Linked DNA regions of Homo sapiens: region 1 is linked to region 2. The links are chromatin loops, found by intact Hi-C in ENCODE. Cell type or tissue: gastrocnemius medialis. All regions are shown on one strand. Links, peaks and the distances in the headings refer to the core of each region. The heading gives the core; the rest is flanking DNA. Region 1 overlaps LINC00598 (long intergenic non-protein coding RNA 598). Region 2 overlaps LINC00598 (long intergenic non-protein coding RNA 598).

Region 1 (15,386 bases), core at 6,170-8,669, 88 kb before region 2:
TGTACAGGAAAAACATAGTATCTATAGGGTGTGGTACTAGCTGCAGTTTTAGGTATCCACTGGAGTTCTTGGAATGTATCCCTCTGGAAATTGATTGTTCCACAGTTCTGGAGGCTGGAAGTCCAGGATGAAGGTGTCGGCAGGGTTCCTTCCTTCCTTTCTTCTTTCCTTCCTTCCTTCCTTACTTCTTCCCTCCCTCGCTCCCTTACTTCTTCCCTCCCTCCCTCCCTTCTTTCTCCCTTTTTCTTTCTTTCTTTTTCTTTCTTTCTTTCTTTCTTTCTCTTTCTTTCTTTCTTTCCTTTCTTTCTTCCTTTCTTTCTTTCTCTCTTTCTTTTCTTTCTTTCTCTCTCTTTTTCTTTCTCTCTTTCTCCTTTCTTTCTTTCTTTCTTTCTTTCTTTCTTTCTTTCTTTCTTTCTTTCTTTCTTTCTGTCTTCTTCTTCTTTCTCTTTCTTGACGGAGTCTCACTTCATCAAGTCACTCTGTCACTCAGTTGCCCAGGCTGGAGGGCAGTGGCATGATTTTGGCTCCCTGCAACCTCTTTCTCCTGGGTTCAACTGATTCTCCTGCCTCAGCCTCCCAAGTAGCTGGGATTACAGGTATGCACCACCACACCTGACTAATTTTTGTATTTTTAGTAGAGACGGGGTTCCACCATGTGGGCCAGGCTGCTCTTGAACTCCTGACCTCAAGTGCTTCACCCACCTCAGCCTCCCAAAGTGCTAGGATTACAGGCATGAGCCACCACACCCTGCCAGGGTTGGTTTCTTCTAAGGGCTGTGAGGAAGAATCGGTTCCATGCCTCTTTCCCAGCTCCTGGGGATTTGCTGCAATTTTTGGCATTTCTTGGCTTGTAGATCTCTGCCCTCATCTTCACAGGATGTTCTCCCTGTGTTTCCAAATTTCCCTTTTTTATAAGGACACTGGTCATATTGGACTAGGTCCTACCCTAATGATTTCCTCTGTAAAGATCTTATCTCCAAATAAGATCACATTCTGAGGTACTGGGAGATAGTACTCCATCCAGCATATGTTTTTGGCGGGGACACACTTCAACCCATAACGTCACCACTCATGAATGCCCTGGAATGTCTGTGTTACATGTGCTCACAAAAGTTTGTTTGGTTTTTCTCTTCTCTTCCATTATGTAGAATACCCTAAGGTATTTGAATTACCCACTGTTCCTCTTAGATCATTCCCTCCCAGCTGATGGAGGAACTTGGGAAAAGCTGCCAACCAACTCAATATTTTGCCTCCCTTAACTGGGAGATCACATTACTATGGGCAAAGTGCTCTTCATGCAAATCTCCATGGGTTTGAGGAAGAGGTCTGTGAATTCCAAATATTCAAGAGGGCACTGGGCAAGTGGCCCTACCTTTTTTCTTTCTTTCTTTCTTTCTTTCTTTCTTTCTTTCTTTCTTTCTTTCTTTCTTTCTTTCTTTCTTTCTTTCTCTTTTTTTTTTTTTCTGAGACGGAGTTTTGTTCTGTCACCCAGGCTGGAGTGCAGTGGCGTGATCTTGGCTCACTGCAACCTCAGTTTCTGGGTTCAAGTGATTCTCCTGCTTAAGCCTCCCCAGTAGCTGGGATTACAGGCACCCACCACCATGCCCGGCTAATTTTTTATTTTATTTTTAGTAGAGACGGGGTTTCACCATGATGGCCAGGCTGGTCTCAAACTCCTGACCTCAGGTGATCCACCAGCCTTGGCCTCCCAAGTGGCCCTGCCTTTTTAAAATAAAAATATAAATATAGGCTTTATTTCCTCTTTGGAACGCTCTAATCAAAACAAACTGGGCCACGCATGGTCACAATAACAGGTGGCTCGGGAGGTCCCTTGTGGCTTGCTGGCTGCAGACCTGGCCTCGTAGAGCCCGGGAGGGAGTGACATTGGCCCCTCATGCAGCGGGGCAGCCAAGCGTGCCTGCAGCTGGCCGAGGCCAGCTCTTGACTCACAGAATGACTAACAACGGGGAAGCGTAGACAATGGCGAGAACAATGTGGGAGAGTTGTTGCTGGAAGGAAGTGAGACTTGTCAGGGCTTCCCCCCAGCTGCTCACAAGGTAGTGCTTGGTGAAGCATGCCTTTCTCCTCAAAGTCTAAACAGGATCAGTGAAAACGTAACCAGCCCTCATGAGCCTGTAATCTGGGATTACAGGTGTGAGCCACTGCACATGGCCTGCCCCACAGCTTCTATGATGAGCCCCTCACCCCGTTTATACCACTTAAGTCTTCTCCTGGCCAGAGGTGATGCCCACACTGGGCCAGGCTGGGTCCAAGTGTGGAGTCAGGTCATCTTTCCCGGAGGGATTTACACAGAAGAGCAGGGGTCACACCCAGGGACACTGGGATGGGACGTCTGGCCCAGAAGTGGCTTCTGAACTCAATGCCCCGTGGTCTCTGTCACTTGAAGTTCTGCAACTCTAAATCTCTATTTTTATATATTTCATTGATTAAAGGCAAGAAACACTTAACTTTTGTTGAGTTTGAATAGAAGTAACTGCCCTTATATTTAACAGTGAGTAAATGTACAACGTTCCTTTTGAAATGAGGTCTTCTCCATCCCACTCGATTTCCCATATGGGAGTGTTGAAGGAATCTAGAATTCACTGTCTTCACAGTCCCCTTCACCTTGCTCAGAATCTATGTTGAAATTTTTAAAGTCCATTTTCTGTGCTGATTAAACTTTCACATGTTAGCCTTTGAGGCAGATATGGCATTTTGGTAATGTGGTATACAGATTACTGAATAATTACATAAGCTCTGGACAGCCACATTTCCTAACATGCATGTGCCTCTTCTCACGGGGCCCAGGACAATACTTCCAACTAAACAATTCCAAGAAGTTTTATTCAAATAACACTCTCTCTGAAGAATTTCTCCTGTTTAATGGGAGCTAGGGGATATAATTAACTTGAACACTTGATTTGGAATAAGACAGTAGAGATTTTAGAAATTGAGGGATTTGAAATATCAAACTCACTCCTAGGATTTAGACCCAGACAAGAAAAAGCTTAAAAATAAAAACAACATTACAATTATTAAATTTATAGTCCAAATTTAGATATGTGTAATGAATAGTCACTTTTTTTCTTCTTATCTGGAGGCTGAACAATCCCGAGCTGGGATTTTTTTTTTCTTTAATATGAAAGAAAAGAAAAATTAGTGTCTGGGAATGAAGGGTACTTATGACCTTTCTCCAGCCTCCTGGAGTGATGTTTGGGGACCTTTGCTGAAGTAAGTAGAGTTATTCATGTTGAAGACAGCTCGAGAATGAAGCACACAATTACACGGGGAGAAGAGATAAGAGAAAAGAGATCCATTTATTATTAGAGTCAACCTTTAGAGAGTTGTTGTGCTTTTTGAATGAACTTATCAGTGACAAAAAGTTAAAGTGTAGAAGCAGAAGGCATTTATTCAGATGGTATCTTTCACATCGTGAAATAATGTTATAAAACACAGAGGGCTTGGGCCTGGGAATTTCTGAGCCTGTGTCAAGGTTTAATTATTGGATTTTTATCAAAAATCTGCTTTTTTCCTGATGGTTTCAGGCTTCAACTAATGAGAGATTATTTAAACGTGCTCTCACTGAGGGTGCCAAAAGCAAAATTTTCAGCTGGTTCTAAAACCATCTTTGAACGTGAACATGGTCCTACGGCAGCTACTTGGTTTGAAGTCCCTCCTTTCCAAGTGACAGCATTCACACAGCATTTACTGTGGACAGTTCCCTCTGCTTGGGGTACATCTATGCAAATGTGTGAGACTCCCTGGGCTGTGCCACCTTCCATAAACAGTCCCTGCTCACCCTTCCCCTGCAAGCACATCATTGGAAGTCACCAGATAACCAGAGGCCGACAAAGAGACAAAAGGCCTACCCTGACTGCAGCACTAGGTCCCTTGCTTATCCTACTCCTTCAACCAGGAACAGCACAGCCCCTTTCTTGGCATATGTTTTTTACTTTCATGAAACTGGCCCTAAATGATACACCAGGCACCCACTTGGGTTCAACTTCATGGTTCTCAGTAGAAGTGGAAAATATGAGGGGCTGTGTTCACGTCAGTTAATTCTGTGATGGGTGCTGTGAACTGGGTTTGTCCTCAGGGAATCAGGAAAGTGGCCACCCAATTCAAGTATCTTTTAACAAGATATATAGGCCTTCCAAGATCTCTAAGACATTCTAAGATCTATAGCACATTCTAACATTTTAAAGCACAAGGTTCTAGAAATGTAAGAAAGGAACTGTCTGAGAATATATAGAGAAATACCATGGAATGACTTAATAGTTTACTAAGGCATATGTGCATGCATCAAAGGAGAACATAAAGTAAATGCTGATCTATCTAGAGTGTGGGTCTCATGTCCAGCCCAGGACTCCTCACTAGGGTGTTTATTGGTGATCCTGAAAGCTGTCTTGGACACAGTGGAGAATGAGTGTGTACCTGCACACACACACACACACACACACACACGATAGGTGGGGTGGTAGAGAAGGTGTCCCTTTTTGGCTTATCAGATGCACCTTTACTCCTCTGAGTCTCCCCTGATCCATGGACCCTTGTGCCTAATCACAGTTAAGCTCACTGTATTGGAGCTGGTATACTACACATTCCTGACCTGTGCCTGTAGTTATTCGGAATTCAGGCAGCGTTTTCCTGCCCTGACTCATCTTCATCGTTTTTTGTAGCGCTTATCATTTTTTTCCCATTTACCATTGCACTAGTTGGTGTCAAAGTGGGAGTCAGGAGATCCCATGCCATGTAAATGCACTCTATAAAATGTCCATGTGATGCCTGTGGATGCCTGTTACAGCATTAACGAGAGGGGGTGTTTAACCCTTCTCATTTTCTGCTGCAGGGAAAGATGTCACTGGGCTGAAGATGACAAGAAGATGTTTCCCAGTTGCTCACAAACCCTTTCCTCTGTGTTGTTCCCATCTTTACCCAGCTCTCTCTGCTGTCTCCCATTGTTAACTGGTCCCTGAATGCAGCAGCTGGAGGCATAAACTGCCTTTTTTTTTTTTTTCCCGACAAAAGGCATCTTAACACGGGCTTTGCTGCTTGAGTTTTCATTCTTCCCATGGTGTGGGTTACATCAACAAATTCTAACTCCTGGGCTGAGAAGGAGCCAAGTGGAGGTGCTGATGGAGCAGCATGCAGCATATGCCCTTATTTAACCTGCCAGTCCTTATCAGAGTGCATGTGGAGATGGCTGGGGTCATCCTGCCATGCTGCCCATCAGCAAGTCCCCAGGGCTGATCCTGTTACTATTAGGAAGTGGCCGTGCTGAGTGACGAGACACCTGGCAGGTCTCGCTGACGTGTCTAGCCCCATTCAGGACACCTTTTCAGCCTGACCAGTTGCTCCAAGGTGATGACAATTCAGATAAAATTCTTGTTCACAAATTCTTTAAATCAACTGAAGTAAATTCCAGACTATTGCCAGAAGTGAGGGTGCATTAGAAATCTCTGTGTAGCAAGCACTGGTATTTCTCATTGAGCCTGATAAAACTCAGAGCATATGGCAGGGAATCAACCACACATTGGACTTGAGATGTATTAGAACCATCCTTAAGTAGAGCCTTCTTTGAGATTGATTCAGAGTCTTGCTAAAGTGTTAATTTGCAAACTTACTCTTCTAACTATTTAGCAAAAGCGAGGGAAAATTTATTTATTTATATATTTTTACAAACAAAGGTTAATCATGTTGGATAATTTTTTTCTTTATAGGAAGGCAATCAAACAAAAGCAAAATTTAGAAGACTCTGTGTTCATGTTTGCACATAGATAACAGGGCCAAATCTGCCTCAAAGATCGTATTGATGTGATTCTTCATAGCCAGCCTCTCTCACCTTTATTCAGTGCGATTTGGGAACTACTGTATAATATTAAACTGATGGAATTGGCCCATTATGTCAAAGGACATCTGTATGTACACAGTTATTACCACACTTTTTTCCTGGTATAAACTCCTTAGTAAGGACAAGGAGCCACAACATCATGCTAATTTTTAAAAGCATTTAGATGGTGAAGCCATTATCTGTGATGGTGAAAACATGTTGGTATGCATTTAATGGTTAGGACCCTTTATCTGCAAAGGATACTTACAGGCCCAGGGCTCAGGAAACTCAAAAGGAAAGCTCCAGTTCCCATATCGAGTTGCTTGCCAGCCCTTTGGTAAGCCTTGGCAGGCTTCCACCTGTGTCCTGCCCTGGTCTGACCTCCAGAGCCTGTCAGTGCTGGCACCCTCTGAGTACGAGATGGGATGAATGGCCAGCGGCTAGTGCCATCTGAGACTTCAATCAACTTGATACCAAAGGTTAATCTCTTTCACGGGAATCACCTAATTTGTTATGGCCTGCAAGTACTTTCTAGCAGAAGCCTTTTTTCCTATGACGCCGTTTGGCTCATATGTTTAGGTATGCCTCAAGACCTCTAATAGTGTCTAAAATCTCCTGTTTGGGGAGTAATCCCTTTCCCCCTTTTTACATAGATCTTGTTCCTCGGTCTTGGGCAGACAGCATTCATGGGATTCTCTAGTTTAAGATCTTAACATGCTCTGTTTCTTGGATGTTTGGAAAATGTTTATTTGAGAGACAGAGACAGGAATGCGTTTTAGACTTTCATTCCCACTGGGCACAGAGAAATCTGATAGTGATAGAATCTCACAAATAGCTTGAGATATTCCATATCCCTCAGGAGGAGGCTGTTGCGATTTTTATCAATGAAACCTGGCTTGCTCCAGTCCATCTAAGATGATCAAAATGCTCACTCAGAAAAGCAGAATGTTACGTTGGCAATTCCCCTTTCGCACAATAAAATGAGCATGTTTTCTTCACCTACTTTCCTTTTCTTTCCTACAGCCTTCTCCTTCCCTTGGAGTTTGATGGGGTCTGATGCCCTTCTGACCTGGGAGGCTGTTTGAGGAGTTGACATTGCCTATGGGGGCAAAGAGGGGAAATGGGAGCAGAAAACAGCCTGGGATGGCCAATTGCCTCCTTTATCCACAGAAAATTGAAACACTTCAATTAAAAGGAACCATTAGAACAAGAGATTTCCATCTATAGTGTTGTCCCATATTACCAGAATGTGTTAGAAAGATGCTCCAAAACACCCGAGTAAATGTTGCCAGCATGATTCTTGGGGCTGGTGACCCTGGGTCTCAATCCCATGTCAACAAGTTACTTGTCCCCGAGTGACCCAGGGCTAGTCTCTGAGCCTCTTTAAACTTCATTATTTAGTAACTTTAAAACGTGAGTGACTGGGCCAGGCACAGTGGCTCACACCTGTAATCCCAGCACTTTGGGAGGCTGAGGCAGGACGATCACTTGAGACCAGGAGTTCAAGACCAGCCTGGGCAACATGGTGAGACCACATCTTGCTAAAAAAAAAAAAAATTAAGAAAAAAAAATGCTGCCATAGCCCTGTGGGAAGTATCCAAGATACTCCAGTCAGTAAAGGTCAGGGTCAGTTATTTGGAGGTGGAGCAGATGACAGGGCTGAGCCTACACAGCCAATTGGTCAGTTCCAGGGGTCTGGCAGCCAAGAGCTGATTGCATTGGTTTCAATTTTGTGCTACTGAGCAGTGCCTCATGGTCCAGTTTTGGTGCAGTTGAATTTGTGGAACTGGCTGTATCTGAATCTGAGGATTTAGCCCCTGCTGGCTGCTGTAAACATGTCCCTCTAGTTACTGAGCCACTGGTGTGTGGCTTCTTGCCTAATTCTGTACACCCTAGGGATGGCTTTGACCCTTAGCAAGGTGTCTTGGAGAGCTGGATTTCCAAGAAAGACCTCAGAGCTGGAAAGGGCCCTGGATCTTGCATGGTGGCTTTTCTCCAATAATAACATAGAGTAAAGGGGGCCCATGATAGGCAAGGAGAGGTGGTGCCAGAAGTGGTAGACTGCCTGGAAGTCTAAGATCCAGGGCTGAAGCTTGTCAGGAACACAGAGAAGGCGTGGGAGCAGGAAAGGCCTTGGAGGAGGGGCCGGTGGGGGGAAAACATGCAGGTAAGATTCCTTATGAGAGAGCTCCAGGCCTCATGGAACAGGTGTCCTCAGGAGCTGCAGCAGCAAGCACTACGGCTCTGCAGTTTAAAAGCCACCTTCTAGCTGAACGTGAGGCTAGTTATGAACCTTACTGTGTCTCAGCTTCCTCCTTTGTAAAGAAGGAATGATAATCTTACCTTGCTCATGGGGCCATTGAGAGCAGCTGATCCACATACATGGCTTAGGGCTGTCTGCGGCACAAAGTATCTCTCTTAGAAATGTTAGCCGTTACGTTTTTTACGGGAATGGGCCTAAGATTCTATCTCTGTGTATTTCTGTCATCCTGATCATGGGACTATCTCTTCTGCCAATCTCTTTTATTTGCTCCACTCTTTCCTTCTGCTCAGGAATCTTTAAAATCCTAATCAGAGGTATTTGTTAAGTAGTTAATTGTATGTGGCTCTCGGCTCCGTGGAGTATAATGATCAAGCTTGTTTCCTGAAAGTGAAAGTGGTTTTCTGAGCTGTCTTGGAAAATATGTGCCTGCTTTTCGGGCCCACTATTCTGAGACCAGTAGATGCTGAACAGAAGCAGGGGTGCTTTCTCTAGAGTATAAGTCAGTAATAGCAGAGGTCAGGGAGCCGTTGCCAAAGGGCTAAAGAGAATTTAGCCTGTGAACTAGATAGATAATTCTAGTTCAAATCAATGCTTAATAGAATGACAAAAGAATAATTGAAATATGAATTTAAGGGCAGTCAGATTTAAAAAATTATAACTGTTCCAGGTCTTAGGTGATCACTTTCTAGACATGAGGAACTGTGATATTCACCTCTTTCTTTTGGAAGATTATTGACGTCAGTGCTGACAGATTTAACTGTTGGTTTCAGCAAACGGATGTTAACAAAATGGACTTTAATAAGTTTATCTAAATTCCAAGAAAATCTCCAGAGCATGGGGGCATAAGCAGCAAAGGGGTTCTGAATTCCTGGAGGGTTTTTTTTTTTTTTTTTCAAAGGAGAATAAAATAGAAGAACACAATAAGATACTTTCTTTGGGCTCAATGAAAGCTGAGAGAGGAGGAAGAAAACAAGTTCATGTAGGAGAAAGATGAAATAAAAATGTGAATTCAGCAAAAAGAAAAGGAAACTGGGGCAGACTCCCAAGCAGCATACACTGCGGTGACAAAGACGTGGAAGAATTAAGGTCAAACTAGCAAAAGCAGTTCACAAGACACCACTTGCCAAAGACAAACAGGGCCGTGAGCAGGCACAACAAAATGTGACCTCTGTTCTTTATGAGGCAGGGATGAAGAGCTGATAATAATGCCATCCACCGAACAGAGATGTTTGATGTCCCTTTAAAAACCTTCTATACTTAAAAAAAAAAGAACAGGAAATAGGACAGAAGGCTCGGAGGGTGGTGGATGATGTTTCAAATGGGTTAAGGGTATTCAAGTCAGAAGTCTTAGTGTACTTACATTTCAGGGTATGAAAATGAAGTAGCCAAAGTCATTTCCAGAATGAATTTGTGCAATGGGGGAGGAACCCCAAAATTGTAAAGAGCTGTCACATCCATATACACCCGTACACATTAGTACACACACACACCACACACACACATGAAGGTTTAGGCAATAAACCCTGGGAAAAGTCTCCAAGTAAATTAGCAAGCATCTTGAATAAAATACGGTTCAGGGTAAAAGCCTTCATACTTAAAATGGGTGTCTCTGTCTAAGAAACTCTCTTGCTCTGTAGAGGGAATGGCTTCTTGGTCAAGGGGACTCACTGGATATCTTTAGGTTTCAGAGGGACCCAGTGACTGTCCAAAATGATGCTGATCAATAAACTAAGCAATACAACCAGACCAGCTACCATATGTGTTTGCCCTTTGTTCTGGACTGAGCAACTTTTCATGCATCGTGAGTTCTCCAGGTCTGATTTGCCACTATTTTTCCCAGTTTAACATTTTTTTTTTTAAGAGAAGGGTCTTGCTCTGTTGCCCAGGCTGGAGTGCAGTGGCACATTCATAGCTCACTGTAACCTCAAACTCCTGGGCTCCAGCAATCCTCCCACCTTAGCCTCCTAAGTAGCTAGGATTACAGATGAATGCCACCACATCTAGCTAATTTTAAAATTTTTGTAGAGATGGTGGTCTTACTATGATGCCCAGGTTGGTCTTGAACTCTTCTCCTCAAACAATCCTCCCACCTCAGCCTCCCAAAGCTCTGAGATTACAGGCATGAGCCACCTTGCCCAGCCTCCTGTTTAATTTTATAGTAGAATGTATTAGAAGAGAAATGAATTTCATGCATTGTATAATGATTTAGCACTATTACAAAAGGTATTGAAATGTATGATGAGATATGAAATGAATTTTTATTTGACAATAATATTTTTATTGACTGTTAACAGTAACCTAAAAACCATCTAATAGTTTTCACAGGCTTGAAGTAGAGTAGGAATTTTAAAAACTGTATTTTTTTTACGTTGTATTTACACTTTACAGAAATGAACTAAAGAAAGCCAAATATTAGTGAATATGCAACAGTTTTTCCTATTTTTTTTGTGCTTTTGATCAGCATTGTATCAGATTTTCTAATGGGGAAATTCTTGCAATATTGTTCTCACCTACCCTTTTCAGTGAAAATTCTCAAAACCTCTCATAATTTTAAGGTGAGACTATCAGAGATAAAAGAGACAGGACAGGCGCAGTGGCTCACGCCTGTAATCCCAGCACTTTAGGAGGCCGAGAAGGGTGGATCACCTGAGGCCAGGAGTTCAAGACCAGCCTGGCCAACATGGTGAAATCCTGTCTCTACAAAAAATACAAAAATTAGCCGGGTGTGGTGGTGCATTCCTGTACTCCCAGCTACTTGGGAGGTTGAGGCAGGACAATCGCTTGAACGCAGGAGGTGGAGGTTGCAGTGAACCAAGATGGTGCTGTGGCACTCCAGCCTTAGGGGTTAGGAGTTTCAGAGTTGGACAGACATAGGCTTACATTTCTGCTCTTAATTTTTGGGTGGCCTTGGGGTAGGGGTGGAGCTGTGGCGTTCTGAGCCGCAGAGTCTTCATGTTTTTGTGAGCTGACACACAACCAATGAGTTGTAAGGAGTAACTAGGAGAATTTCTGTGCGGTGCTCAGCTCGGCTCCTGGCCTCATTGGAGCTCATGTGCTTCCCCCACCTTTCCCAGTGTGATAAATGAGGTCCATGGAGTTAAATTACTTGCTGCCTGTTCCAGAGCTATGGGCAAGATAGAACAACAGCTGGCTTAAAGTTCCATCCACCCATCACAGCGCGGCTTCACTTTCCGTTCGCACACTATGGGCTGGGTTCTTCACAATTTATTTGTATTTTAAATTTCTGTGACTTCCTTCTTGGGATGGCAAATCTTCTGAAAAACATGTCAATGATATGAATAACATTGGCAAACTGAGGGAGGTGAAACCCTGAGAAGCCAAAATCTGAAACAGGATTAACCTATAGGTGCCAGCTGTCAGAGGTCATCAGGCTGTCCCTTTTGTGCCGCTGTGTGCGTCCAGCGAGTCTCACTCCAAGCTCATCTTTGGTTTCTGCTCTCTTGTCTTCACGGGGTCTCTGCAGTCCCTCACCGCCTTTCATAAAGGCTCTGTGGAGTTCTCTCAGCCCCAGCTACCTCTTTCACACCTGTATGCCAGGTGGGCACAGGCCTTATGGATTGAGGAGACTTTTTGCCAAAGTTGACTTCATGGTATACACGTTAAAGAAATGTTGGTAAGTATTATGTACAAAAAAGTTTTCTGTGTTCCAGTATATTTGGAGAAAACTAGGTTACACAGTTATAAGGATTCTTTACTGTGGGTCTTTCCAGAATTTTGAATATATCAATTTGCTTTGTGACTTTCTAAAAGGGAAATAGAATATGCATTGCTTCCCAAACTAACTAGGCAACTGAATTTTTCTTTCATAGAACACCTTGGTACCCATGTTCCCTGGAACACTCTTTGGGAAATGCTGACCTTGGGGGTCTTCTTATTTATCCTGAATTCTATTCTAACTTGCTTCTGTGTAGGATTTTTCTTTCTTTCAAGAAAATCAGGAATTCATTCAAGAGCAATTTTGACTGGATGGGGGTGCTAAATGAAAACTTCACTCTTTAAGGGAATCTATCCATCGCCCTACTATAGTCAATCTACCTATTATACTAAAGGAAATAGGTCAACAACCAAGCAAAATTAATCTGCTCTTTACTTTTAGAAAAGGCTGGGGGCCTCTCCTTATGGTACAATTCCACTACAGGGCCTGGTCGTTTATTCATTGATGCAGCAAACAGTTTCTGACTTTCTGCAATATGCAGGAAAAGAATACACATCTTGGCTTTCTCAGAAACAGCAGGGTCTCCTTGACAGTAGGACCACGTTGTGGTCCCAATACTGCATACATTGCCCTGTATATATGGTGCTGAATACACATGTGTGGAATCGAAACAAGCACTTAACATATGCAGGCTCTATGCTAAGTTCTGGTTCACCTCCTTCTGATTTCCTGCAGGTCAAGAAGAAAGCTAAACTAAGGGTGAGGAGAGGAAGGACTGCTAACAGAGGAGAAGAGACATTTTCTTGAACCATATCTAGCAAACCAGAAAAAGAAAGTCAATGTTTTCCTGCTTCAGGCAACTCACTTTTATCTGCTCAAAGTGTATTTGAGAATGCAAACAGCTAGTGCAGTTAATTTTTCAGAGTGCTCAGAGCTTCAGTTTCCAAATACTGCTGTATGTACCTGGATAGTTTGAACAGAGCTGGTGAACAGGTCACAGTGGCTCAGGGATGGAGGGGATGCAGTTTGCTCTTTCTTGGTCACTGCCCAGCTCATGCCTGGAGAAACGTGCTTAGGCCATTGCCACTGTCATCATTTGAACTTTTTCCCTCTCTTGCTGCTGAAGAGGGTATCAAGGGAGAAGTCATCATTGGCGAAATGGGTGTGGGCAGATGTAGATAACATCTCAGCTATTTATGCTCTAAGGATGGCCAAGGGTTACTTGGTTAGTTGTGTACTTTGCTGCCAGTAACATTAAAGAACCAGAGTTTACCTTGTCCACAGAGCAAGCTTTTGGTTTTGTGGGTTCAGGGATGCACATCTCTTCTGTTGAAACAACAAGGTCTATCTAAGCTGCAAGGTGATTTTCAGGGTCAGCCTCAGCTTCTTATTGATGGTACAATGCTGAGGGGAGCCTGACCCTTTCATAGCTTTAGTAGTTGGTTTTTTTTGTTTGTTTGTTTTTGAGACAGAGTCTCACTCTGTTGCCCAGGCTGGAGTGCAGTGGCATGATCTCAGCTCACCACAACCTCCTTTCCCAAGGTTCAAGCAATTCTCTTGCCTTAGCCTCCTGAGTAGCTGGGATTACAGGCACCTGCCATTGCGCCCGGCTAATTTTTGTATTTTTAGTAGAGATGGGGTTTCACCATGTTGGCCAGGCTGGTCTCGAACTCCTGACTTTGTGATCCACCCACCTTGGCCTCCCAAAGTGCTGGGATTACAGGCATGAGCCACCATGCCTAGCCTTTAGTAGTTGTTGTAAGGACTCCATCTTTAGTAGTTGTTGACTTTTAGAGGTTGACTATATTGCTACATGTCAAAACATATCCACTAATACAGTGGTCCCCAACCATTTTGGCACCAGGGACTGGTTTCATGGAAGACAATTTTTTCCATGAACCGAGGGGAGGGTGAGGGGGATGGTTTCAGGATGAAACTGTTTCACCTCAGATCATCAGGCATTAGATTCTCATAAGGAGCATGGAAGCTAGCTCCCTCACATGCACAGTTCACAATAGGGTTCATACTTCTATGAGAATCTAATACTGCTGCTGATCTGACAGGAGGCAGAGCTCAGGCGGTAATGCTCGCTCATCTGCCGCTCACTTCCTGCTGTGCGGCCTGGTTCCTAACAAACCACAGACCAGTACCCATCTGTGGCCTGAGGGTTGGGGCCTCCTGCACTAATAGAAAGACTGTATCTCCTTTTGAATATTAATTTGTATCTTCTTTTGAATATTTAAAACACTTACTGATCATAGGGCCTGGCTTAAGAATGTTTTCAAATCTTAATTTTAGTTAATATACACAACTCCATATATTTTCATTTAAAACACAAATAATTTATGCCACAGCTTTTGTTGAGATGTGTGTTCTTTAGTCAAATTCAATCAAACACTGAATTCTTTTTTTTTTTTTTTTTTTGAGATGCAGTCTCAGTCTGTCACCCAGGCTGGAGTGCAATGGCACAATCTCGGCTCACTGCAACCTCCACCTCCCAGGTTCAACTGATTCTCCTGCCTCAGTCTCCCAAGTAGCTGGGACTGCAGGCGTGTGCCACCATGCCCGGCTAATTTTTGTCAAATACTGAATTCTTTAGCTCCTGTGACAACGATTGATTTGCTTTTCACCAAACCATGTTCCTCTTTTTCTCAGGCACATGGATGAAGTACGTTTCTCAAAAGGTAGAGCCCATGAGATTGACTTCCAGACAAAGGGATGTGGGCAGAAATGATGTGTGTGGTTTCCATGAAGGAACAATCTGCAAATGGCCCACCATGCCCTTCCCCTCCCACCTTCTTGATGAAGATGGGTACGACCACCATGAAAGCCCTGATTTGACACGGCAGAGCCACAGGGTGGAAAAAGGAGCCTGGGTCCCAAATCACTACTTAAGAGGCTTCCTATTAGGAATATTCATTTCAGACTTCATGTGTACAAGAAACAAACTTCTATCCTGTTTGAGCTGTTATATAGTTTTGGGCTTTTTGTTATAGTAGTTCATGCTACCTTAACTGCCATAGTCCCTGAGAATCTTAAGAAAACCGTCAGGCAGCACAACATGGTGGAAAGGTCATGCACTTTGGAGCACAACAGAATCGGGTTGGAGCCATGGCTTTGGTATTTATTGCTGAGTGACCTCTGACACGTTACTTAACTATTCTGAATCTCAGCTGGGACAGTGTCAGTGCAGATGACCAGAAAGTCCTGAGCTACCTGGTTTATAGTAGCTCGTGTGAGATTATTCCCTTCTTAAAAAAATCTCATTCTGTGGGGAAGCTGGTATGAACAGGATAGGAAGGGAGTAAGACATTTCATTCCCTCATCCCATCATGGCCAGTGGTCCAATAACTAGCTTAGGTTCTGGTTTGCTAAGAGGCCCGGATAAGATGAGAGTGAAAGTCATTCTTATATTAGAGTAGCTAAATCTGGTCTCATAGCAATGACTCTTACAGTTAAATGTGCCAAGAGTCATATTTATAATTACCATTGAATGAAAGCATCACTTGGTCCTACCCTGGAAAAAGAGGTGAAACATATTTCAGAAGAGAAAGGGAGTGGGGGCTTCACCAGCCACAGTTTGCATCTGAACAGATCTGCTTGCAGCTGGAGAGCTG
Region 2 (15,386 bases), core at 4,630-7,129:
GTTGGTTTAAAGTCTGTTTTATCAGAGACTAGGATTGCAACCCCTGCCTTTTTTTGTTTTCCATTGGCTTGGTAGATCTTCCTCCATCCTTTTATTTTGAGCCTATGTGTGTGTCTGCACGTGAGATGGGTTTCCTGAATACAGCACACTGATGGGTCTTGACTCTTTATCCAATTTGCCAGTCTGTGTCTTTTAATTGGAGCATTTAGTCCATTTACATTTAAAGTTAATATTGTTATGTGTGAATTTGATCCTGTCATTATGATGTTAGCTGGTGATTTTGCTCGTTAGTTGATGCAGTTTCTTCCTAGTCTCGATGGTCTTTACATTTTGGCATGATTTTGCAGCGGCTGGTACCGGTTGTTCCTTTCCATGTTTAGTGCTTCCTTCAGGAGCTCTTGTAAGGCAGGCCTGGTGGTGACAAAATCTCTCAGCATTTGCTTGTCTGTAAAGTATTTTATTTCTCCTTCACTTATGAAGCTTAGTTTGGCTGCATATGAAATTCTGCGTTGAAAATTCTTTTCTTTAAGAATGTTGAATATTGGCCCCCACTCTCTTCTGGCTTGTAGGGTTTCTGCCGAGAGATCCACTGTTAGTCTGATGGGCTTCCCTTTGAGGGTAACCCGACCTTTCTCTCTGGCTGCCCTTAACATTTTTTCCTTCATTTCAACTTTGGTGAATCTGACAATTATGTGTCTTGGAGTTGCTCTTCTCGAGGAGTATCTTTGTGGCGTTCTCTGTGTTTCCTGAATCTGAACGTTGGCCTGCCTTGCTAGATTGGGGAAGTTCTCCTGGATAATATCCTGCAGAGTGTCTTCCAACTTGGTTCCATTCTCTGCATCACTTTCAGGTACACCAATCAGACGTAGATTTGGTCTTTTCACATAGTCCCATATTTCTTGGAGGCTTTGCTCATTTCTTTTTATTCTTTTTTCTCTAAACTTCCCTTCTCGCTTCATTTCATTCATTTCATCTTCCATCGCTGTTACCCTTTCTTCCAGTTGATCGCATCGGCTCCTGAGGCTTCTGCATTCTTCACGTAGTTCTCGAGCCTTGGTTTTCAGCTCCATCAGCTCCTTTAAGCACTTCTCTGTATTGGTTATTCTAGTTATACATTCTTCTAAATTTTTTTCAAAGTTTTCAACTTCTTTGCCTTTGGTTTGAATGTCCTCCCGTAGCTCAGAGTAATTTGATCGTCTGAAGCCTTCTTCTCTCAGCTCGTCAAAGTCATTCTCCGTCCAGCTTTGTTCCGTTGCTGGTGAGGAACTGCGTTCCTTTGGAGGAGGAGAGGCGCTCTGCTTTTTAGAGTTTCCAGTTTTTCTGTTCTGTTTTTTCCCCATCTTTGTGGTTTTATCTACTTTTGGTCTTTGATGATGGTGATGTACAGATGGGTTTTTGGTGTGGATGTCCTTTCTGTTTGTTAGTTTTCCTTCTAACAGAGAGGACCCTCAGCTGCAGGTCTGTTGGAGTACCCTGCTGTGTGAGGTGTCAGTGTGCCCCTGCTGGGGGGTGCCTCCCAGTTAGGCTGCTCGGGGGTCAGGGGTCAGGGACCCACTTGAGGAGGCAGTCTGCCCGTTCTCAGATCTCCAGCTGCGTGCTGGGAGACCCACTGCTCTCTTCAAAGCTGTCAGACAGGGACATTTAAGTCTGCAGAGGTTACTGCTGACTTTTTGTTTGTCTGTGCTCTGCCCCCAGAGGTGGAGCCTACAGAGGCAGGCAGGCCTCCTTGAGCTGTGGTGGGCTCCACCCAGTTCGAGCTTCCTGGCTGCTTTGTTTACCTAAGCAAGCCTGGGCAATGGTGGGCGCCCCTCCCCCAGCCTCACTGCCGCCCCGCAGCTCGATCTCAGACTGCTGTGCTAGCAACCAGCGAGACTCCGTGGGCGCAGGACCCTCCGAGCCAGGTGCGGGATACAATCTCGCGGTGCGCCGCTTTCCAAGCCCGTCGGAAAAGCGCAGTATTGGGGTGAGAGTGACCGGATTTTCCAGGTGCCGTCCATCACCCCTTTCTTTGACTCAGAAAGGGAACTCCCTGACCCCTTGCGCTTCCCAAGTGAGGCAATGCCTCGCCCTGCTTCGGGTCGTGCACGGTGCGTGCACCCACTGACCTGCGCCCACTGTCTGGCACTCCCTAGTGAGATGAACCCAGTACCTCAGATGGAAATGCAGAAATCACCCGTGTTCTGCGTCGCTCACGCTGGGAGCTGTAGACTGGAGCTGTTCCTATTCGGCTATCTTGGCTCCTCCCGTCTAAATGTTTAACATATATGTTTTTAGATAGGGTCTTGCTATGTTGCCCAGGCTGGTCTTGAGCTCCTGTCCTCCAGTAATCCCCTGCCTTGGCCTCCCAAAGTGTTGGGGTTGCAGCTGTGGGCCACCACACCTGCTGTGCCTGGCCTCTTCCACAATCTTGATGCCTTAGTCCACTTGTGTTGCTATAACAGAATACCACAGACTAACTTATAAAGAATGGAAATGTATTTTTCACAGTTCTGGAGGCTGGGAACTCCAAGATTAAGTCACTGGCATGTGGCGTGGGCCTTCTTACTGCATTCTCACGTGGCAGGAGGCAGAAGGGCAAGAGCGCATCTAGCTGAACTTTATGAAACTCCTTTCAAAAGGGCCTTAATTCCATTAACGAGGGAGCAGGCCTCATGGCCTGATCACCTCTTAAAGGCACCCTTCTTCATACTGTCACATTGGCAACAGCTGAATTTTGGAGGGGATTAAGTTTCAACGTGACTTTTGGAGGGGACAAAAGTATTCAAACCATAGCGCTTGAAAAGGAGCATTTTCTATGGAGGAAGAAGGGTGTTTGGGATACGTCCTTTGGGTTATTAATTACAGTCGGAGCTCTGAGCGCTGACCTTTCCTGTTCCTTGCTTCCTGCTGACTTGGGAGAATTGTAACTGGTTAGCCTGGCTCCTGGGACTGTGGAAGACACAGCTTCACCTGAGAGAGTGTGGGTGACTGGGCGGTGACTGATAACACCTTTGGTTTATCTGTTCCACTCCCTGCTGAGTGAGAATAAACCAGGTGCAAGTTGGAGGTGCTTCCCCAGTCTCAGGATGAGTAAAGAGTGGTGTTTAGGAGAACAGATTCCAAACCTTGTGTTTGAGCAGTAACAGGGCACCTGGGTTGGGCTTGCAGATATCTGTCTCAGGTGTGCTGTCTCTTCTAAGCCACAGCAGCAGGGGAAATGCTACGGAGGCTGTGTGGGGGGAAGGACGCCTCTGTGAGGAGACATGGTGTCTCCCTTCCATGGTGAGTGGCCTTACCTGTGGAGGCAGCTGACAGTGTGCCTCCAGAGGTTGGATCCTTTGATCTGCAGTCATACTGCTGGAACTGCCACCACTTATTCTGTTTGTAGGTTCTCAAACCTGAGCCTTCATTAGCATTGCCTGGAGGGTTTGTGAAAACACTGATTTCTGGGCCCTATCTCCAGACTCCCATGATTTAGTGGATCTGGAGTAGGGCCTGAGAACTTGCATTCTGACAAGCTCCCAAATGTTGTTGATGCTGATGGTCCATCTGTTGACAATATTTTGGGGGTCACTGCTGCAAATCTTGTTTTCTCAAGTGCCCACCACCCTGAAGTGTTCTCAGGTCAACAAGACGTGGAGCCTGGTGAACAAGTCAGAAGACAAAATCCTATTGAGGATCCTGATACGGTTTGGATCTGTGTACCCACCAAATCTCATGTTGACTTGTAATCCCTTATGTTAAAGGTGGGGCCTAGTGGGAGGTGATTGGATCATGGGGGTGGTTTTCTCATAAATGGTTTGGCACTATCCCTATGGTGCTGTTCTCATGATAGTGAGTTCTGGTTGTTTAAAAGTGGGTAGCACCTCCCCTGCCCACCCTTGCTTCTACTTTGGCTGTGGGAAGTGTGCGCTTCCCCTTTGCCTTCCACCATATTTGTAAGTTTCCTGTGGCCTCATCAGAAGCTGAGCAGATGTCAGCATCATGCTTGCTGTACAGCCTGCAGAACCGTGAGCCAATTAAGCCTCTTTTTTTTTTTTTTTTATAAATTACCCGGTCTCAGGTAGTTCTGTATAGCAATGTGAGAACAGCCTAATACAGATCTCAGAGTAAACTCACTGAGAGACTCCAGGGAAGTAGAGGACAAAAGGAAGATTTTAGGCTTGCAATTTGCACAGAGCAGAATGCATAACAATTGTTAGCTCTGGTATGCTATGGACAAGGTGACTTCTGTGTTGTATGTCACATGAAGAGTTTTCCCCCGGTTTCTGGGAAAGACGTTGCACTGAGAAAAGTATTGAAGAGAAATCTGTGCCTTTCATACCCACCTGCTACACTGACACAATAGACATCTTTTTAGAAAAGGATGAGGTATTTCTGTAGCGTCTATTAGGTGCAGAGCAATAAGGTAGGTACTTTGCAAACATCGCTTCTTGCAATTTTCAAAAATCTGCAAGGTCTGTATTGTTTTCATTCTATACATAATGAAACCAAGTCTCAGAAGCATTAAGAAATACACCCAGAATCACAAAGCTAGTAATTGGCAGAGGCAGGACTTAAAAATATGTATCATTCTTATCCCAAATCTGTGTTCTCTTGATTTACCATTGGAAATTCAATGTTTCGTTTATAAAAACATGCAATTTTAAAAATGAAATATTACTTCTTAGTTTAAAAGCAAGGTTATATGTTCAGGACCAAGAAGACATAGGCCTGAATATGTGGGAGTTATAGATAGAGGGATAAAGACCATAAAACATGCCAAATCAGGACATCAGAGATATTGATATTGATCTGATTGGCTATTATGGCTTCTTCCCTCCTCTGCGCACTCTGGTAGTTTTCTCAGGTAAGAGTTTAGAAAAACTAAAATAACATGCAGAGGGAAGACTTGGTGAATCTTATATGTAAAGTGCTTAGAACAGCACCCAGTGCAATATTGATGCCCAGTAAATGTTAGCTCTCGTCACCATCATCATCACCATCATCATCTTCACTTCCACCATCAGCTTCTGCAGGGAAGGTGAGGGTAGGAACCAGGTGGGCACCAGCAGCAGTGGGAGAGAATCACAAAGGAAAAAAGACATTGCAAAGAGCAGCCTGCAATGAAGTCATGGAAATTTTCTGAAAATTCTGGGTTGTGATTTAGAAGGCAAATATGACTTTTATCGATGGAGCTGTGTTGGAGGAATTTGCGGGGGTGGGAGTAGGAAAGTTGTAGACATCTGTAAGAGAGAAAAATGGATCAGTCACGGAGAAGTACTTGGGGAGCCCTTGTATTTCAGGAAGGGAAATACCAGCTAGGACGAGAATTTGAAATTTGGGTTCCTCTTGCTAAAATACAAACTACCTGGTCGGAAGACTCATCCAGTATCTGTCAGGGAGACTCTGGGTGGTGTATACTTGTTGCTGTACTTAAGGCAGTCCTTGGAAAAAAGCTTGGCAGGAACACTTGACAGAGATAAATCCACTGATGGAAAGTGCCAGGACAGAAGTGGATGTGGTTGCACACGTGGGGATGACTGGTGGAGGGGCAGGTGGGCTGTGAAGAGGGACCAGGCTGGGGCAGCTGTGGGCAGGCTGCCAGAAACTGATTTCCACACTGCATGAGGAAGGAATGCCAGGGGAGGGGCTGGACTACTTTTTGTAGGAGGCTAAAGGGAGACAAGGACCAGCACTGCCAACTGCCACACATCTGGGGAGATCAACAACTGGCCAGATGTTTTAGACACAACCTGTGTGGCCACCTGAGTATATGCCAGTTATCAAGACGGATGATAAACAATAGCCAACTAGGGCACTAGGCTGCGTCTTTCTGAACTCACGGGCTCTCTGTGCCACGCATGCTGATGTGTGGGACACGGAGAGATGCAAGTGACGCAATGCAAAGTGTGTGCTGTTTCCATAGCTAATTAGGAGCCTGGTGACAAAGCAGGAGCCTGGCAGAGAGGTGAGAGAGGGGGTCTGCGGGCAGCTGTTAGAGCCTGGCACTGGGTATTCTCTGCTGGGATTGATGGATTGAGGCTCCAGGGTGGAGCCATTCTAGAACGTCCTGTTCCTGTCAGATTTGCAGCAGCAGCGGGCTGGTGATGTGGCCTTCATTTAACTCTTTTGTAAGACTGGCCTTTCCAGCCTGTTTCAGCACACTAGGGCCGTGTGACAGAGAGTTCTTGGCACAATTCACAGAGGTCTCCGTACTTAACAGCCTCTCATTTTCCTACTAGTCCGAGAGAGTTTGTACTGTGAGTTTTTCAATCAGAAACAAGCAGCCCTGAGATCTGTGGCTGGCCACCAGTCCTTGGGGAAGAAGCTAGCTGCAGCCCAGCACCCTGTGCCCGCGGCAGGCAGGCTGGGGAGGATGCACATTTGTCCAGGAACAGCAGGTTTGAGGCCCTTTGGCCATCCCATTGGCCATCTCCAGTCTCAGCTGAGTAAACTCCCTTCGCCCCCATCCCAAAGTTTGAACTCAGTAACTGTTTTAATGTGAATCAACATAGGAGGAAAATAAAAAACAGCTTGCAAGTTTACACAAACAAAACTTCAGCTCACAGAAATCCAGACTAGCAGGTGCTTGGGTGGTGTACTGCAGGACACCCCAAATCACTCGCTCCTGGGTCCCTGACTGAGCATGCTTCTAGAGTCAGTGTTAGTGATGGAAGAAAGCAATAAGGGAGGGGAGAAGGTGTCTGGAATGTGAGACAGCACAGTGGAGGGTTGCTGAGGTGGAAGGAGAGAAGCAGGATGTGGGCCCCAATGGAGTAGGAAGGAGGCAGGGTCCTTGACCCCAGCAAGTGTAGGGATTGCTGATGACAAAAGAGGCCTGTGTCCTTCAGCCAGGCAGGCAGGGGAATGAGGCCTGGAGGTAGGGTAGAGGTGGCCAGGGGTTAGGACACGGAGGAGCCGTTTGGAAGTAGATTATTAACGGGATCCCAGAGCATCTGCAGGGGGAGATGGGGGGCAAGCCCAGGAAATAGAGGGCTCTAGAGTTGCCTGTACATTTAGAGGACTGATGAAATCTTGTTCGAATAAAACCACTGGGCCCCAATCTGAAGTTTCTTGCAGGATGATTAGAAAATATGGCTTAAGGGGACTTTGCCTTGAGAGGGTCCTTGATAGTTACTCTATTTTTTTTTTTTTTTTAATTCTCATTTTCTCAGGTGAGAAACTGCCTGCCAGCCAATCTGATATTGGCTGGTTCCTCCAGGTCCATATAGCATTCCCTTTTTGTATATTGAGAGCCATCTCATAAATACATTCCATGACTAGGATTATGCGTGTCCTGCTGTTTCTTTGCTTCTTGACATTCTCAGCAACTGCTCCTCTCTCTGCATTGGGCATTGTCTCCCCAAGCCCTTTAGCAGCAGCGAGACTGCAGGCCACCTTTTATGCTTATTAATTTTAGGCAAAGTTTTCAGGTTGGCCATCCTGGTGCACTGGGAGAGAAGTGAAGGATGGGAGATTTGTTAGACTCATCTGGCAAATTCCTTTTACGTTTTACATTCTCCGCAACTACGAGTTTGTTCAGAGCAAGTATTGAGCGTCAATTCCACGCAAGGTATTATTTTGGACTCTTGGGGTTATCCAGGTGAGTGCATCCCCGGAAGCCTCATTCCTCCTTCTCTGTGCAACTGGGTTTCCAGGAAGCATTCAGGGAGCTTAACATTCAGTCATGAACAATAAGGCATTTTTCTGAATAACCATGCTATAGAGCAGAATGCGATGAGTCCTCTAAGAGGTGTCTAGATTGAAATGCTTTGGGAGTTCAAAGGAGGAGAGATTTACCGTGCACGTCAGAATTGTATGGAAGCACAAGTTGTACTGAGAGAGGATAAATAACCTATTCACTTCATCGTAATACCATACATAAAATATTATTGACATGGCTGGCAACACTGTTAACACTGTTTGGGCATTGCGAAAAAGTCTGATATATAAATAACCATGGGTTCCTAGAATCACGGCATCTAGAATGTGAGCACGGCAAGCAAATTTGGAAGACATCCAGTTCAACCTCCTCATTTTGCAAATGTATAAACAGATGTCCAGATAGGTTAAGCCAATTGCTCAAGATCATAGAGCTAGTTTTGTGGCCAAGGCAGGGGCAGAAGCCAGCTCTTCTTACCCACTGTCCCCAAAGCTCATCTCACACTGGAGTTGTGACATCAGCACTATTCTGCCTCTGCTATACAACAGGCCCTGGAACATACTCGAACCATGTAGGTGATTTGTGTCCCTGTCTCATCTTTCTTACCAGAATACCATCGGAGCTCCTCTGGAACATGTCCTTGTCTTCTCAGAGTGTGAAGTGTGTGTGTGACAGTGCTTTTCTGAGGACTCAGGTGACCTGGAGGCTGGAGAACAGCATGGAGCAAGGAAAACAAAGACGATGTGCTGGAGTGTATGTTGCTTTCATAATTATGTGAAAGAAAATGTAGAGAAATTTGAAAGGTAAGATCTGACCGCTTTGACCCCTCTCCTCACACCAGCCTATGCCCCACTTTCTTGAAGACCCACTCCCCAGCTTAGCAGCCAGGTACCCATCACAGCCTGGCTTCAAGAAGGGAGCCCAGTCCGCCAGGTTTGTTCTCTCTCCTTCGGTCTGTCTCTGTTGGCCAGTCTGTCCAGGAGTCACTCTGTCCATGGGTCAGTCTCTCCTTCTTTCTGACTGTCTTCCTATCATTCTTTCTCAGTTGTTCCCTCTCACCTTAAGGGCTGCCTAATTTCTCTCTCATCATGTCTTTACTTCTCTCCTAGCCTCATTTCCAGCTTTGGCTTCCTCATAACTAAAGTGTGCTGTGGCCCCAACATGGCATCCTGACTTCTTTTCAGAGTCTGCCTCCAAGCTTCTGGCTGGTCTTGCCACATACTCCAATTCATATCCCTTCACATTACATCAAGCTGGCTCAGTCTGTCTCTTCTCCTCTGGCCAGACAATGGCAGATCACCTTGGTCAAGCATGTCCTCTGGACCAATTGCCCCAGACCAGGATTATTTAAATACAACTCGTCCATCTGCAGTTGTCCTTAAAATCTGATTTATAGAAGGTCTGTGTGGGCTTGGCATTTCTGGTGTCCACTCATTCTGTCTAGTGAATTGTCCTTCTTCCATGACGCCAGTGGTGATAGATCTCACCCTCCTCTGATCCCTGGGCCTGTTGGTTGTGGAGTTTATGGGCCACTTCTGCAACTTGATGGCCTTGGGCCATGGAAAGGCCTGTCACCCCTTTTCTGGCACTAGAATGGAAGCTTCAGTAGGGCAGGAACCCTATTTAGGCATTTCAGTTAGGCTTGGCACACTGTCTTGCATGGAGAAAGCTCAGAATAAGACAGAGATCCTAAAGTATCTTCAACAGAACTAATCTGACAAATTTCCAAGGCTCCTTTGGGAGATAAAATCTACTTGGGGGAATGGGAAAAGGATGTCTACATAGATTTAGAATAACGACCACCACCACCATCATCATCCTTGACAGAACCTTTATGCCAGGTGCTGTTCTAAAGCACTTTACATACTTTATCTCATTTAATCCTAACAACAGCCCTGTAAGATAACTGTTACTATGCCCTTTTTACCTTTAATGAAGAAACAGCCTCAGGGAGATTAAGAAATTCACCCAAGGTCACAGAGCTAGAAGGTGAAAGAGCTGGATTTCCAACCCAAGTGTGCCTGATGTCAACTCTGATCTAAGATGTGGACGCACATGGGCAGAATGATGACGTGCTCTTCCCAACCTCTCATTTAGCCAGCATGTGAGAGGGCAAGGTGTCTTCAGCAACCATTTCATTTGTAAACATACGTGTTTTTATCCTTGGTCTACGCAATAGTATTACCACACAGGTAATACCAGTGGGTGCTGGGTGTTTTTTTTTTTTTCCTCTTCTACATATTCCCTCCAAAATAAATTATTAATTGCCCCTCTTCTAAATCTTATGTCACAGTCTTTAATGCCTGCATCTGAATTGCTGTTAAAACATCTCTTGGAGTCGTTCCCTGTGATATTACAGTCCGGGTTCCTGCGGCGTAATCCCACTTGCTGGTTTTTCCCTTTGCATTGCATTTGGGTGATGAATGGCCCTTTGATGTTCCTGGCATCTGCCTTCCTGCCTCAGGAACTCACTGCTGGGTCCTCTTTTCCCTGCTAATGGCCCTGTTTGCCTTCCACGACAGTTGAGACTCAGAAACACTTGCACCCACGGCACCTTTGGACATTGCAGTTTGCCTCTGTTTCACTGCCCTTTCTTCTATTTTTCTTTACTCTGCCTCTTCTGTTCTTTGCTCTGGCCTGCTCCTGTTCCCTGGCAGCTCCAGCCATGCAGCAAACAGTCACCAGTCTTCACTTTATCCTCAGAACTGGTGACACAGCACCTACTCTCCTTATCTCTGTAGAGGCTTCCTCCAAAATTTCTATTACTTAACCCTTTCTCCTAGACTCCTCCTTGCCGCTCATCATGGCTGAGGCCCTGCTCAGATCTGTTTCCCTCAGTTCTTTGGGAAAGCAGCTGTCTGACATTGATGTGCATTTGTTTAGCCTTTTCTATGTGTCAAGCATAGGTTTGTATAGTCATAGAGGTGGATAACATAGTCTTAGGTGCTTTTCTTCTTTTTTTATAGACTGCGTCTTGCTCTGTCACCCAGACTGGACTGCAGTGGCACAATCACAGCTACCTGTAACCTCAAACTCCTGGGCTCATGCAATCCTCCCACCTCAGCCTCTGGAGTAGCTGGGACTACAGGTTTGTGCCACTAAGCCTGGATAATTTTTTAAATTTTTTGTAGAGATGGGGTTCTCGCTATGTTGCCCAGGCTTTTTTTTTTTTTTTTTTTTTTTGAGACAGAGTCTTGCTCTGTCACCCAGGCTGGAGTGCAATGGCACGATCTCAGCTCACTGCAACCTCCACCTCGTTGGTTCAAGCAATTCTACTGCCTCAGCCTCCTGAGTAGCTGGGACTACAGGCATGCAACACCATGCCCAGCTGATTTTTTTATATTTTTAGTAGAGAGGGGGTTTCACCATGTTGGTCAGGCTGGTCTCGAACTCCTGACCTCAAATGATCGCCTGCCTCAGCTTCCCAAAGTGCTGGGATTACAGGCTTAAGCCACCGTGCCTGGCCTGCCCAGGCTTTTTAAAAAATAGATTTTATTTTTTAAGTCTTTGGTCCACATAACCACAGCCTCCCCTACTATCAACATCCCACACCAGAGCAGTACATTTGACATATTCGACGCACCTAACTTGACACATCATTATCACTCAAAGTCCACAGCTTACTCTAGGGCTCGTTCTTGGCATTGTGCATTCTGTGGGTTTTGACAAATGTATAATGACATGCGTCCACCATTGTAGTATCATCAGGAGTGGTGTCATGGCCCTATACATCCTTCATGTCTTAGGGATTTTTAAAGCCTAGTAAAAGACATCGGAAAATAAACAAAAAAATCACAGTAAAGTCTTAATAATGTTGAAACAGGACATAAATAAAAACAGTCTGAGCATAAGGAGGAAATAGCTAACGCTCTTTAGTGGGATCCATGAGAGGTTTTGGGTCCAGTAAGACATTGGAAGTCCATGTTTGCAAAGGATCAGGGTATTATGAGGCATGTGAGGCTGAGGGGACAGCTGACCAGGGAACACAGGCACGAACACCCAGGCATGTTTAATGGACCTCAGAATGTGGTGTAACAGAGTTGGTTAAGAGCCAAAACTCTTCAATCAATCCCATAGACAGGAATTCAAATCTGACCCTGCAACATACTTCCTGTGTGATCTTGGCCAAGTTACTGGACTTCTTTGAGCCTCAGTGTCCTCATCTGTACAATGGGCATGATAATAGTACTTGCTTGTGGAGATGCTCTGAGATGCCTGAGAGGCATGTAATATTATCCCAGTGCCTGCCCTGTGGTTTGGGGACTTACATGTCAGTTCGTGGTGTAGACTGAGAAGCTGAAAATGGGACCCAAAGGCACATTGTAAAGCCCATGGAATTGTATTAAGGAGTTTGGACTCTATCCTCTTGCTCAGTGACTTTCAAATCTTGACAGTACATAAGAATCACCTGGGAGTTTGTTAAAACACAGATTTCTTAGTCTTTCCCTGGTATTTTTTGTTTCAGCTGGCCTGGGGTAGGGCTAAGGAATCTGTTTTTAGTGGTTCTGATGTAAGTGGTGCAGATCACACCTTAGACTAGATCATTGGGAGGGTATAAGTCTTCTTGTAATATCTGTGCAAAATAAATCAAGAGTTTACAGAGGCAGAGAGAGGTCTGAGGCTTTTTGACAGTCGGGCTGCAAATCGCTCCGTGGAGCTAGAGCCAAAACCCCAGGCAGGCTTCCTGGTTTCAAGCCTGTGCTCTTTCTCCTTTGTTCAAACACCATCCACACAGTGCCAAAGGAAGCCAAACCCAAGGCCCAGCCGCCGGGGTTAAAGGTCTGAACAGCTCGTGTGCCCTGACCAGTTCAGATCTCTTCCGGCCACTGCTTTCCTTCTTCCCAAACCCCTCCCCCAACTACTTTATGGATTAAGCATAAAAATGCCTATGGGCATCCACGTCCTGAATCTGACTCCTTGTAGTGCTGAGCACAGATTTTTAGGAAGAGAGACCAGGCACCCCTTATAGAAAGAGCTTTTTGATCAAGAGCCATCAGGCAGCGCGTGGAGGGCCTCACCTAGTTCTTCCTCCTGGGCTTGGGCATGCTCTCCTCCCTGCTTGCCTCTGCTGAGGACTGTATTTCCTTGAATTCTGCCTACCTACTCCCAGCGGGGCTACAGGCGATTGTCTGCACCAGTCCTCACAGGAGGGTGCTCCCTGCCTTTTGGCAGTCAGTGCTATTTCTCTGAGCTAGGTAGCCTGCTCTAAATCTTACTAGGTTTACAAAGAGAATCCTCCATCCCACCTCTTTCTAGAAGAGGACTCTGAGACATTAATTGCGGTGAAGGCATGGGCCCTTGTTCACAAAGGGTGCCAGTAAGTCCTGGAGGAGTCCCTGCCCTGGTTTCTGGTTTATTCTTAAATCTTCGAAATCATCCAGTCCCTTCTCACTTTAAATTCAAAAGCACAGAGTGCTAAGCACTCAGGACCTCTCTTTTTGACTTGTTGGCTTTTCCTGGCAGAGATATTTAAGAGCAATTTCACACAATTGGCTGAATGTTTCCTCTCCATTCTCCCCACAAGTGTCTTTCAAGGAGAAGTGAAAACCCTGTGTTAAATGGCATCCTGGAGCTGGGAGAGCATCAGCTGCCTTGGCCCCAGGTCATGGACAGAGCTTATAAACTAACAAGCGCTGAAAGCAACTGTGAAGGCCATGGCCTCAAAGAGCCACTGATGCTGAGCCTGGGACTGACACGGGCCCATGCTGGGGCCAGTTACCATGGCCAGCCTTAAGTTTTCTGGATACTGGAGGCTTTGCAGAAATGATGCATTGAACTCAAACTTCCCGGTGCCAACTGGGACAACACAAACATAGGCCAGCTATTTATGTAGTTTTCCAGAGGCATCTGGGAGAGCAGTAGTCTGGAGGGCTCTGGAATTGTCTCCTCTCTGTTAACTGTGACGATGACTGGGCTGTCCTAGATGTAACATGCCCCCCACTGCACTCCCTGTGGCCGTCGCTCTTCTGCTCTCATGCTGTTGTAAATAAAAGCAACCGTTTAGGGAGCATTGGCTCTGTGCTAGGTACTTCATATGCATTATCTCAAGTCATAACAGCTGGAGAGCTATTCCTCTCACCCCTATTTTGCATAGAGAGGCCAAATGGTTGACCCAGTACAACCGCACAGAGTTCATACCCAGGTTGGCAAGAGTCCCACCTGATGGTGTTCCTGCACCCAGGATCCCACGTTGTGTTGTCTTTCCTGGAAGTCAGAGTCAGGTCATTATCCTGAGTGACAAGGAGGTTGCTTAGTAACCTAAACCAATCGAAAAGCATGAACTATGGCTTGACAGATGACTCGGTAAATTGTTTCCAGTCCTGGGCATGTGCAGTTCTGGACATTCCCAGAACTCATGGAACTACTTGGAAAGAAGGTGGTGAGAGGGAATGAGAGCCAAAAGAGAGATAAAGTGCTGGGACTATATGTAGACAAGAGTTGTCTACATAAATATGAAGGCTTTAAATTACACTTGCCTCGTGATTTCCCCTTCTATTGCTGCCTCTGTCTGAGGTTTCAGCCACAGCAGCAGAGCTTCACCAGCTGCTTATGCGTCAGAAAGGGCAGTGCTTGGGGCTTCTCCCCACTGACCAGGCACCCAGACCAGAACAAATGGTCCAGCCAGTGGGATTTATATTCAACATCATTATTATAGGTTACTATTTTTGACATGTATTTTGATTGGTGGCTTTACTTGTGATTTCAGGAGAACTGGTTATCAGTAGTGCCATCCTGCTCAAATATCTTCAAATACACACCACCATCCATGTGTGGGTTGATTAAGGAGCTGACGTTCATTAGATCTGCAGTCTCCTGACCTGATGTGCATCAGAATCACTGGGAGAACAAACAAACAAAAATGAATCCAAAACAAGCAACGAACAGACAGATTCTCAAGTCTTGCCAAGTCCAAAGATTGATTTGGTGGAGAAATTGTACTTTGAAAGCTGCCCAGGTAATAATTCTGGCATATAGCCAGGTTTGTAAAATCTTGAATGAACTGTCTTGGGCAAACAAAGGAATTCTAGTTTTTTATCTGCCAGCTTTTAAAAATTTCCCATCTTTGAAAGGAAAGTGTTACATTAATCACAAACTCCCATGGTCAAGGTGATAGCAAAACAACACTGTATTCTGGTTGGAACCTTGGAACATTCAGACCTTGGAGAGAACAAGCAAAACATTTTCATAATTATGATGTCATGTGGGTTGAAAGCAGAGTCTTGATTTGGGTTCCGCTGCTGCCCATAAACAGCTGGGTGGGAATTTGGGTCAATCCCTTCACTTCTCTATAGCTCCCTTTCCTCATCCCCAAAATGAGATGCTTGTTTGATTTCAGAGTTTCCTGCTAGGTCTACAATTCTGTGATTAGCATCTCTGCTCTCTGGAATATTCTTTTATGTCCGGTGACTTAAATCAGATTATCAAATATTTATTGAACACCTGCTATGTGTCCAGAAACTGAAATTATTTGAAAAATTGGATCTGTGGGGGAAAGAAGGGGCTGAGAAGGGACAAATACTAGTAAAGAGAAATGGATGGAGCTCAACAACTAAGAATTTTTGAACTCTAATAAATGTTTCTACTTTCTCGCTTAGAGCCATTATGTGTGAGTAAAGTGCAGGTTACAGTGAGACAACTGGCTGAAAGCAGCAAACAAATATAACCTGATAGATGGTAACTGAGGTACTCAGCCCTTTGGATGACAAATATTGCTAGGTGATAAAAAGCACTAATGCATCAGGTGTGAATCTGCTGCTTCAGG

Evidence for each region. Hi-C counts contacts between places; a loop is a spot of excess contacts. Peaks named below come from ENCODE experiments on the same cell type or tissue, not always from the same donor. Only the 100,000 strongest peaks of a DNase experiment are listed, where the experiment ranks them.
Region 1: a loop joins it to region 2, with 10 times the contacts of the local background. A loop is called at or near these places in 3 of 110 quality-filtered maps.

What each region holds. Positions count from the first base shown.
Region 1 is chr13:40,432,283-40,447,668 of GRCh38, reverse strand. The region is part of intron 6 of LINC00598 (long intergenic non-protein coding RNA 598); the gene reads left to right. Among named protein-coding and RNA genes, the nearest start is that of LINC00598, 41 kb to the left of the region's middle. RefSeq lists enhancers at 1,404-2,009, 1,819-2,118. In gastrocnemius medialis, for the core only: no CTCF peak of the experiment used is centred there; DNase peaks (open chromatin) are centred at 6,208 and 7,587; H3K4me3 peaks cover 1,392 bases; H3K27ac peaks cover 2,500 bases.
Region 2 is chr13:40,343,150-40,358,535 of GRCh38, reverse strand. It overlaps LINC00598 (long intergenic non-protein coding RNA 598), which reads left to right. Exons shown (of 7, transcript NR_024507.3): 7 at 8,234-11,404. Among named protein-coding and RNA genes, the nearest start is that of LINC00598, 130 kb to the left of the region's middle. RefSeq lists an enhancer at 5,659-6,158. In gastrocnemius medialis, for the core only: no CTCF peak of the experiment used is centred there; DNase peaks (open chromatin) are centred at 5,545, 6,015 and 6,346; H3K4me3 peaks cover 690 bases; H3K27ac peaks cover 2,389 bases.